Linked DNA regions of Mus musculus: region 1 is linked to region 2. A link is a contact called in ENCODE Hi-C or POLR2A ChIA-PET data. All regions are on one chromosome and are shown on one strand. Each heading gives the region's core, a stretch centred on a gene start or an enhancer-like site at or near the end of the contact. The rest is flanking DNA. Distances are from core to core; before and after follow the strand shown. Region 1 overlaps Loxl1 (lysyl oxidase-like 1). Region 2 holds the start of Pml (promyelocytic leukemia).

What was found. Hi-C counts contacts between places; a loop is a spot of excess contacts on that map. ChIA-PET counts read pairs that join two places held with the same protein, here RNA polymerase II (POLR2A).
Region 1: POLR2A ChIA-PET joins it to region 2 with 20 read pairs in Patski. The contact joins the enhancer-like site here to the promoter of Pml in region 2. A Hi-C loop is called at or near these places in 17 of 37 maps with a recorded cell type or tissue (CH12.LX, CH12F3, T-helper 1 cell and 9 more). POLR2A ChIA-PET finds 5 or more read pairs at or near these places in 5 of 5 experiments (Patski and embryonic stem cell).

Annotation. Positions count from the first base shown.
Region 1 is chr9:58,298,208-58,302,619 of GRCm38, forward strand. All of the region lies in intron 1 of Loxl1 (lysyl oxidase-like 1), which reads right to left. Among named protein-coding and RNA genes, the nearest start is that of Loxl1, 13 kb to the right of the region's middle. Within about 2 kb of position 1,429, at least 1 of the 3 ENCODE cell types and tissues checked has a DNase peak (open chromatin) inside an H3K27ac peak, as active enhancers do; it is heart, where a contact is called at or near this core.
Region 2 is chr9:58,247,244-58,251,566 of GRCm38, forward strand. Pml (promyelocytic leukemia) reads right to left here and starts at 2,543. Exons shown (of 9, transcript NM_178087.4): 1 at 2,298-2,543; 2 at 1-195. The coding sequence starts at 2,447.

The DNA.
Region 1 (4,412 bases), core at 179-2,678, 50 kb after region 2:
TAGGAGGGGTGGGCAGGAAGAAAACACTGCCTGAGCCAGCAGAATTCAAAGCCTGGTGTCAACTGAGCTGCTCGGAGTATGTTCTTCTTGGCACCTGCTGCCACTTCTGGCTGTCAGACTTCAGACCAGCCCATAGCTATCCCCTGTGGGCAACCTTTGGTGCCCAACATAAGGGAGGGCCTGGCTCCCACCCCTGCAGAGCCCAGGAGGCTTTTAAAGACTGTTCCAGCCTTTGGAGCACTTGTTCTCTAGGCTATACCAGGGTCAGAAAGTTCCCTTTTTCTTCCACCAATAAGAATCTGGGTACATCAGGCCAGGTGGTGGTGGCGGCGGCGCACGCCTTTAATCCCAGCATTTGGGAGGCAGAGGCAGGCGGATTTCTGAGTTTGAGGCCAGCCTGGTCTACAAAGTGAGTTCCAGGATAGCCAGGGCTATACAGAGAAATCCTGTCTTGAAAAACAAAAACAAAACAAACAAACAAACAAACAAACAAACAAACAAAATCTGGATACGTTAGCACCAATAAGCAGAAACCACAGGCAGGCATCAGACCAGCCTCATGGAATAAGGACAGGATGCTCTTGATGATGGGATGAAGGCTCAGGTAGTGGAGTTGATTCTTGCTCCACAGCTAGTTTACAGGGAAGTGCCTGGGGCTTTAAGTTCTTCTCTAGAGCCTTGAAATTCTGTCCAGCAAATGATTAAAAGAGACTGTAAGTTCTTCCTAGTATCTTAGACTTCACTCTTGGGGAGTGAGGAAGGGTAAAGATGGGGTGCTTGAGTCATGGAGAGGGGGATCTAGGAACCCTGTCTGCCAATCCCTCCCCTCAGCTTAAAGGTCCTGATAGTGAGGCAGACAAAGGAGGCCTGGCTTCATAGCCTTTGACAGAGGTATGTGCCTGCATACTACTGCCCCTCCCTCCCTCCCTTCCTCCCTCCTCCTCCTCCTCCTCCTTCTCTCTCTCTCTTTCTCTCTCTCTCACACACACACACTTATAGATTCTTGCACATACATACACACTTACAGACTCTCTCACACACTCACACTTACATACATGCACACACTTACATACATGTACACACATACACACTCACACTTACATGCACACACACACACACACACACACACACTCACACTTACATACGTCCCTTAGGCCTAGGCCTTGGACCTGTTCTCCCTGGGGCCTGGGCCTCAGGGGCAGCCTGCTCTGGGCAGCCAGGGTGATCTCACCTACTTGGAATGGAGAAAAAGCTTAGAGTACAGGGTGGGTGAGGATGAGGTGGCTCCTGGCAGATGGGGGACTTCTTGGCCAGTCTAGGCTCTATGACATGAGCCCCCTGGAATGTTTGCAGTCATTTCCCCAAGGGACCCTCAGGACCTCAAACCAGCTGGGAGATGGTTCTCATCCACTAATTCCCAGAAGTTTCTGGAAGAGGAGTAAGAAAGGGAGGAGGGGTCCCCTTTCCCCATCTCTAGCAACTCAGCAATAGGTGGGTGTGGCAGCTGGGCTTAAGCCTCATGGGCCCGGCATTCAGCACCAGACAGTCTGCCGCTCCCACCCAGGCCCTGTTTCAATAAATACTCCACAGATGGCTCCACAGAGCTTTCCCGGCCCGACCCTTCCTCTCTAGGCTGTTTCATGAGCTGGCTGTGCAATCCTGGACAGTGGACAATTGTGATCATGTGTTGAACCCTGATCCTGATCACATACTGAGCCCTGATCCTGGTCATATTGAGATCTAACCGCCGAACTTTGATTTTCACCACACACTGAGCCCTGATCCTGTTCACACATAGAACCCAGAGCTGGGTCACACACTGAGCCCTGATCCTGGGCACACTGAGCCCTGATCTATCAACAACTCTGAGCCTTAGGACTATGAGAAAAGACCCTTCAAAAGGAATCCTTTCTGATTCTAATGGAGGTGTAGCTTTGGTGTAAACCAGGGGCTGCTGGGAGGAATTATCTGAGAGTACACTTGAGAGACAGGGGCCCTTACACTTCCCAAGATACAGTATTCCCTGTGATCTTAAAGAGATAGGTACACTGTTACAGATGTGGACAGTTGTGCATCCAGTCACCAACTGTTAAAGAAGCAGAGGATGTGGTCTACTGGCAATGAGTGGGATGCATGTCCTGCCCTCAGAGAGGCCCCTACCTGAACAGAAGGAACCTACAAAAGAGTATGAGGAAATCCAACTGCAGGAAAATCCCAGTAGGGGGTGAGGTATGCCCCATAATCCTGAGTCTCAGCTCTCTCCTGTCATTCTTCTGTTTTTATAAAAATAAACTTTTTGGGCTGAAGAGATGGCTCAGCAGTTTAGAGCACTTGCTGTTTTTTTTTTTTTAATTTATTTATTCATTACATGTAAGTACACTGCTGTAGCTGTCTTCAGACACACCAGAAGAGGGCGTCAGATCTCGTTACAGATGGTTGTGAGCCACCATGTGGTTGCTGGGATCTGAACTCTGGACCTTCGGAAGAGCAGTCGGGTGCTCTTACCCACTGAGCCATCTCACCAGCCCCACACTTGCTGTTCTTGCAGGTGACCTGGGTTCCACTCCCAGCAGTCACAGGGTGGCCCACAACCATCTGTAACTTCAGTTCCAGGGGATCTGATGCCACCTTCTGGCCTCCACAGCCACTAGGCACACACAGAGCACACATACATATATAGAGGCAAAACACTTATAGAAATCAAAGCAAGGAAATAAATACAAGAAAGTGAACTTCTTTTTGAAGCATGCTTTACACACAAAGACACAGATTTTGGTCTGTGCAGTTTGGGAAGGTTCTGACAGATGTATGATGTCATCAACCACTACCACACCAGAGGTAAGAAAGTGTCCCCACCCCTGACACATACTAATATGGTTTTGAAGCACTTTAGATTATTTTTGTCTTCTCGGGTAGTTACATGGAATCGTCCCTGTTATAAGTTCAGCATTGTCTTTTTTTTTTTTTTTTTTTTTTTGAGACTGGGCTTCTCTGTGTAGCCCTGGCTGTCCTGGAACTCACTCTGTAGACCAGGCTGGCCTCGAACTCAGAAATCAGCCTGCCTCTGCCTCCTGAGTGCTGGGATTAAAGGCGTGTGCCACCATGCCCGGCCAGCATTGTCTTTAATTTTGACCACCACCAAAGTCCCCATGACTCACCTAACTCCTCCCTCCCTCCCTGTGCTCCCAGTTCCTTGCTATCCTAGAAGTTCAGGCTGGGTTTCCTACCTCAGCCTCAGGAACCCTTGCTGCAGTCCCAGGACCCTCCCTTAGCTGGTTTGTTTTTCCAGGTAGGAACAAAGCTTCCTTCTTCAGGAGGATAGGCTGGCTTTTCATGGTGGGGCTTGGGTATGGGAGAAGGCCGGATGTGATGGAAGGGAGAAGAAGGAAGCCTTGCATAGAGATTGGCAGGTTCAGGGATAAGGGAGGCTGGTTTGCCATTGGCTTGTAGGGCACAGGCAGGGTGATCAATGTGGAATGAGGTCCAGGTACTATCAGTGTGGTCACCCCTGTTCCAAGATGGGTCAAATTCAAGGGCACCATCAGTTATGGGAAAGAATTCTGAGGTAGAATTCTGGGGGTTGGCATGTATTTTCCAACAAACACAGATTTGTCCTAGAGCGCCTGCGATCTGCACAGACTGAGTAGTTCAGGTCAATGGGACTATGTTTTTTTTTTTTTTTTTTTAAGATTTATATAAGTACACTGTAGCTGTCTTCAGACACACCAGAAGAGGGCGTCAGATCTCATTACAGATGGTTGTGAGCCACCATGTGGTTGCTGGGATTTGAACTCAGGACCTTCGGAAGAGCAGTCGGTGCTCTTACTCACTAAGCCATCTCTCCAGCCCGGGACTATGGTTTTAAAACACAAGTTCCGGCTGGGCATGGTAGTTCACACCTTTAATCTCAGCACTTGGGAGGCAGAGGCAGGCTGATTTCTGAGTTTGTGGACAGCCTGGTCTAGAAATTGAGTTCCAGCAATTAAAAAAAAATTGCAGCCAGGAGTTGTTTGTTTGTTTGTTTTTAAACAAAAGGAGGAGGAGCAGAAAACACAAAACAAAAAACCTCAAAACCATAGATGAGGGGAGTGGAGAGATGGCTCAATGGTTGAGTGGTTGTTGCTCTTACAGAGGACCCAGGTTCAGTTCCCAGCACCCACATGGCAGCTTCAAATCATCTGTAGCTTCACAGATGGCGCCACAGAGCTTTCCCGGCCCGACCCTTCCTCTCTAGGCTGTTTCATGAGCTGGCTGTGCAATCCTGGACAGTGAGAAGAGCCAGAGTCCAAGGCTAGGGGCACTCGAGAAGCCAGCTATAGTGTTCTTGTTCCCTGACTGAGCTTGACCCTGGCCACAAGAATTTGCCAGGGAATTTGATGCCCTCTTCTGATATCTTTGGGAATCAGGCAAGA
Region 2 (4,323 bases), core at 1,293-3,792:
CTCGAAGAACACGTTATCCAGGGCCTCCCCATTAGCATCGGCCTGCCCAGGAGCCTTGCAGATGGGGCACTGCAGGCCAGGCGCCTCCAGGCATCCGGAGCACAGCGTGTGCAGGCAAGGCAGCAGTTTGGGGCACTTGGCTTGGGCCTGGCAGCTCGGGCAGCGCAGAAACTGAAATTCCTCCTGTATGGCTTGCTAGTGAACCAAGGAGAGAAGTGAGGCCTACAGAAAGCCCAGACGTCTTGTCCCCTCCACTGGCCGCCCATCCCTTCAGCTGGAGATTGGAGAGGGTAGGACCTCACATTCCATTCCTGGGAGTCATTGGATCATGTCCTGGCTTATCGGCACCCCAGTTCCTCATTTACTTCGAGCCTTGCAGCTCTCACTGCACAATTTACCGGGCACCCATCTGCTTATCATTAGACTCACTAGTAGGTCCTGAGATACAAGATAGGATAGATACATCTTTGCATTTAAGGGACTCAAGTTTGGAAAAGTATCAACTTCATATAAAGTGCTTAACACAATTGGCAGGATGACCCTCAAAAAGTTAGACTTAAACTACCGTATGACCAAGCTTCCACTTTCCATATATATACTCAAAAGAACTGGAAAAAATATCCAAGCATATAATTATATACTAATGTGCCTAGCAACACCCCCACAAAAGTCACAGTGACCCAAGTGTCCTTAGCACATGAACGCATGAACAAAATGTGTCTGCAAATGTAACAAAATAGTATTCACCCTGAAAGAGGAATGAAATCCTGATACATTCAACAACCTGGATGAACCTTGAAGACATGGTGAAATAATATGCCTGCCATAAAATTAGAAATATTGTGTAATTCCAGTCATGTCATATAAAATAATAATAGTTAGTTCATAGGTATAGAAGGTGGAGCTACTGTTCAAAGAGCTCAATACCATGGTGCCTGGCACATGAGAAATACCCATAAGTCTAATCCCAGCACTCAGGAGGCAGAGGCAGGCGATTTCGAGGCCAGCCTGGTTCACAAAGTGAGTTCCAGGACAGCCAGGGCTATACAGAGAAACCCTGTCTCGAAAAACCAAAAAAAAAAAAAAAAAGAGAGAGAGATTGAGAGAGAGAGAGAAGTACCCATAAATGTCAACTAGTATTTTTAATCCTTAGCTATATAATGCTAATAATAAAAAGTTAGGGCAATGTGACCTTATTTGTGTTTTTTGTGAAGGGAAAAATGAGTGAAGAATAATGGGATGGAGGTAGTTCCTTCCAGGGTGAGTATGGAAGGTTGAGGCAATACTCCCAGGAAGGCCATGAACTAGGCTTCCTTAGGAAAATGAGCTTGGTGGCGCATACATTAATCCCAGAGCTCAGAAGGCAGGCAGGTGGTTTCTATGAATTTGAGACCAGCCTGGCTTACAAAGCAAGCTCCAGCCCGGCCAAGGCTACAGAGTGAGACCCTGTGTTCCAAAAGATAAAATAAAATAAATCCCTAAACCTCATACACATAAAATAAATTGATGAAAATCAAAAGAGAAAGCAGCTGTGTGAATCCTGTTGGTCTTAGCAGGCACTTTGGTCTGAGCCAGGTTCTGTCTGTTTGTTTGTTTTGTTTTGAAACAGGTCTTGCTGTGATGCCCTCAGCGGTCTTGAACTCTCTTTGTGGCCTAGGCTGGCCTGGAACTTGTCATCCTCCCTCCAGCCCTACCATCCCAAGCACTATTGCTCCTGGGATGTGCAACCACAGCTGAAAAACGGGAAGTGTTGGTGTGGGGGTCAGGGAGGGCGACTATAGTTTTGCCAAGTCTGGGACATGCCTTTAGCTCCAGGCCAGAGCAAATAAGACTCCTGGCCAGGCCTTCCACAGGACTATAGTCTTTCATCTGAGGTAGGCGCTTCAGGCAAGGCTTCAGGGAGTAGGAGTTACAATCCAACTATCCCCAGTTACAATCCAACTCATCCCGGTTTTTTTTTTTTTTTTTTTAGACAGGGTTTCTCTGTGTAGCCCTGGCTGTCCTGGAACTCACTCTGTAGAGACCAGGCTGGCCTTGAACTCAGAAATCCACCTGCCTCTGCCTCCCAAGTGTTGGGATTAGAGGTGTGCCCCACACCGCCGGGCCCCTGTTCCTATTTTACTCTAGGCTATCAGTTCTACCTCTGCCCAGCCAGGAGGGTCAGGACCTTGGTGTCTCTTTAGGACACTAACCCATTAACTTACTTCTCTATAACGACCTTCTTCATCCTCAACTCCTCGACCAAAGTAAACGAATAAAAAAACCTAATAGCCCTACACCTTCTAACCCAGTAGTACCTCTGCAGGGCTTTGGCTGTGTTCATAGTCTTCGGAGGGTTCCTCTGGGGGAGGCATGGTGGGCGTGGGGGTCAGGGCAGAGTCCTGTTGTCGACAGGGAGATCCAGGGGGTGCAGGTACCTTCTGCACGGAAACTGGTTCAGTTTCCATTTCTTGATTAGGTCTGTGAAGGCGGGAAATGGGTCTCAGATCTGAGCCAGAAAACTGAGCGAGAGATTGCCCGAGGAGAGCCCGCCTCCCGAGAGGAAGTGAGACAGGGCTGGGCGGGTCTAGGGGCGGAGAGGCTGGTTCTATAATCTCCCTTCCAAAGTTAAGAGAAAGACTAGGGAGCTATGGAAGTAACTCTGGTAGAGTCAGAAAGGTTAACCAAACAAGCAAGTAAACAAGCCCGGCATGCGGGCATGGCTCATTAGCAGAACAAGGAAAGATCCGGCCACGTACGCAGCATGCACACCAGGAGAGAAACAGAGCTGACAGGCTTTTCCCTGTCTGTGAGCTATTGGACTCATTCCACAGCTATATGTCTTTCTAGTTAAAAGCCAGGTAGAGAAATAAACTCCTCTTTGAGAGAGCCTCCCAAGTGCACCCTAGTGGAGACTTCGACTCAGTACTGGGATGGGTTTGCCTGGAAAGGCATCCCTCAGCTGAGAATGGAGCATGAGATAGAAAATGACCAGGAATTCAGAGCTGCTCAGACATTTTAAAGAGAGACAAACACTTGGAAAGGAGTGGAGGTCTGAAACAGGAGAGCCAGTTTGGGAAGTAGTCAGGGCCATTTTCAGATTTAAGATGGGGCTCCTGCGAAGTGATACCAGAGAAGATGAGATGAATCATACGGTGAGAAATGGACCGATTCTACATATGATCTGAGAGTTGGTGAAGGGTTTCTTACAGCGTGTCAGCTGCGTCTCTTGAATGACCTTGAGGCAGGTGGCCTATGAGAAGTAACTGTGGGACACAGAGTTAGTTCTGAGTCAGTGGAAGGACCGTGGTGACAGAACAGCGTTGAATGGGTCTGATGACTGTGCATCGTACAGAGGTAGACAACAGGGAGGCAAGGGGAGAGCTGGCCAGCAGTGGTGAAGAAAACAAGAGATACAAAGTTAGCTTTTTGACCAAGAAAAAGCAATCCAGAAACTAGTGGGTGAGGAAAACACACACCTGCTGACACTCTCATTGGCCAGTGCCTTTGGCTTCTAACTTCAGTCTGTTCCCACCCACTTTTCTGGCCCCTATGTGCCTATTCTCTGTTCCTATGTGAAACTGATTAAAAGGGATGGTAACAGGTTCCTGCTTTTGTAAACTTAGAGTTGTGGTGAGATGGGTTCTAAAGGGAGACCCAACATCCTGGAGACTGTGGAGGCCATACATCTAAGCTGACCAGTATCCCTTGGCCTTTAAAATTAGCCCATCAAGGGCTGGAGAGATGGCTCAGCGGTTAAGAGCACTGACTGTTCTTCCTGAGGTCCTGAGTTCAATTCCCAGCAGCCACATGGTGGCTCACAAGCATCTGTAATAGAATCTGATTCCCTCTTCTGGTGTGTCTGAAAACAGCTACAGTGTACTCATATAAATATTTTGAGTAAATATTTTAAAAAATTAGGCCAAGATCAGTTATATTGTGTACAAATATTTGTGTTTTCTTTCCTCAATTTTTTAAATTATGTGATGTAACATCTATTAATAGAATGTCAATGGTTATCATATTGAAGTCTGAGATACTAATAGAATGTTTCTAGGGGGCTGGTGAGATGGCTCAGGGGTTAAGAGCACTGACTGCTCTTCCAGAGGTCCTGAGCTCAATTCCCAGCAACCACATGGTGGCTACAACCATCTGTAATGGGATCTGATGCCCTCTTCTGGTGTGTCTGAAGACATCGACAGTGTACTCACATACATGAAATAAATTAATTAATTCAAAAAAAAAAAAAAAAGAATGTCCCTCAAGGGACATTGTCATCTACTCTAAATTTTTTGTTTGTTCGTTTGTTTTTGTTTGTTTGTTTGGTTTGGTTTGTTTGTTTTT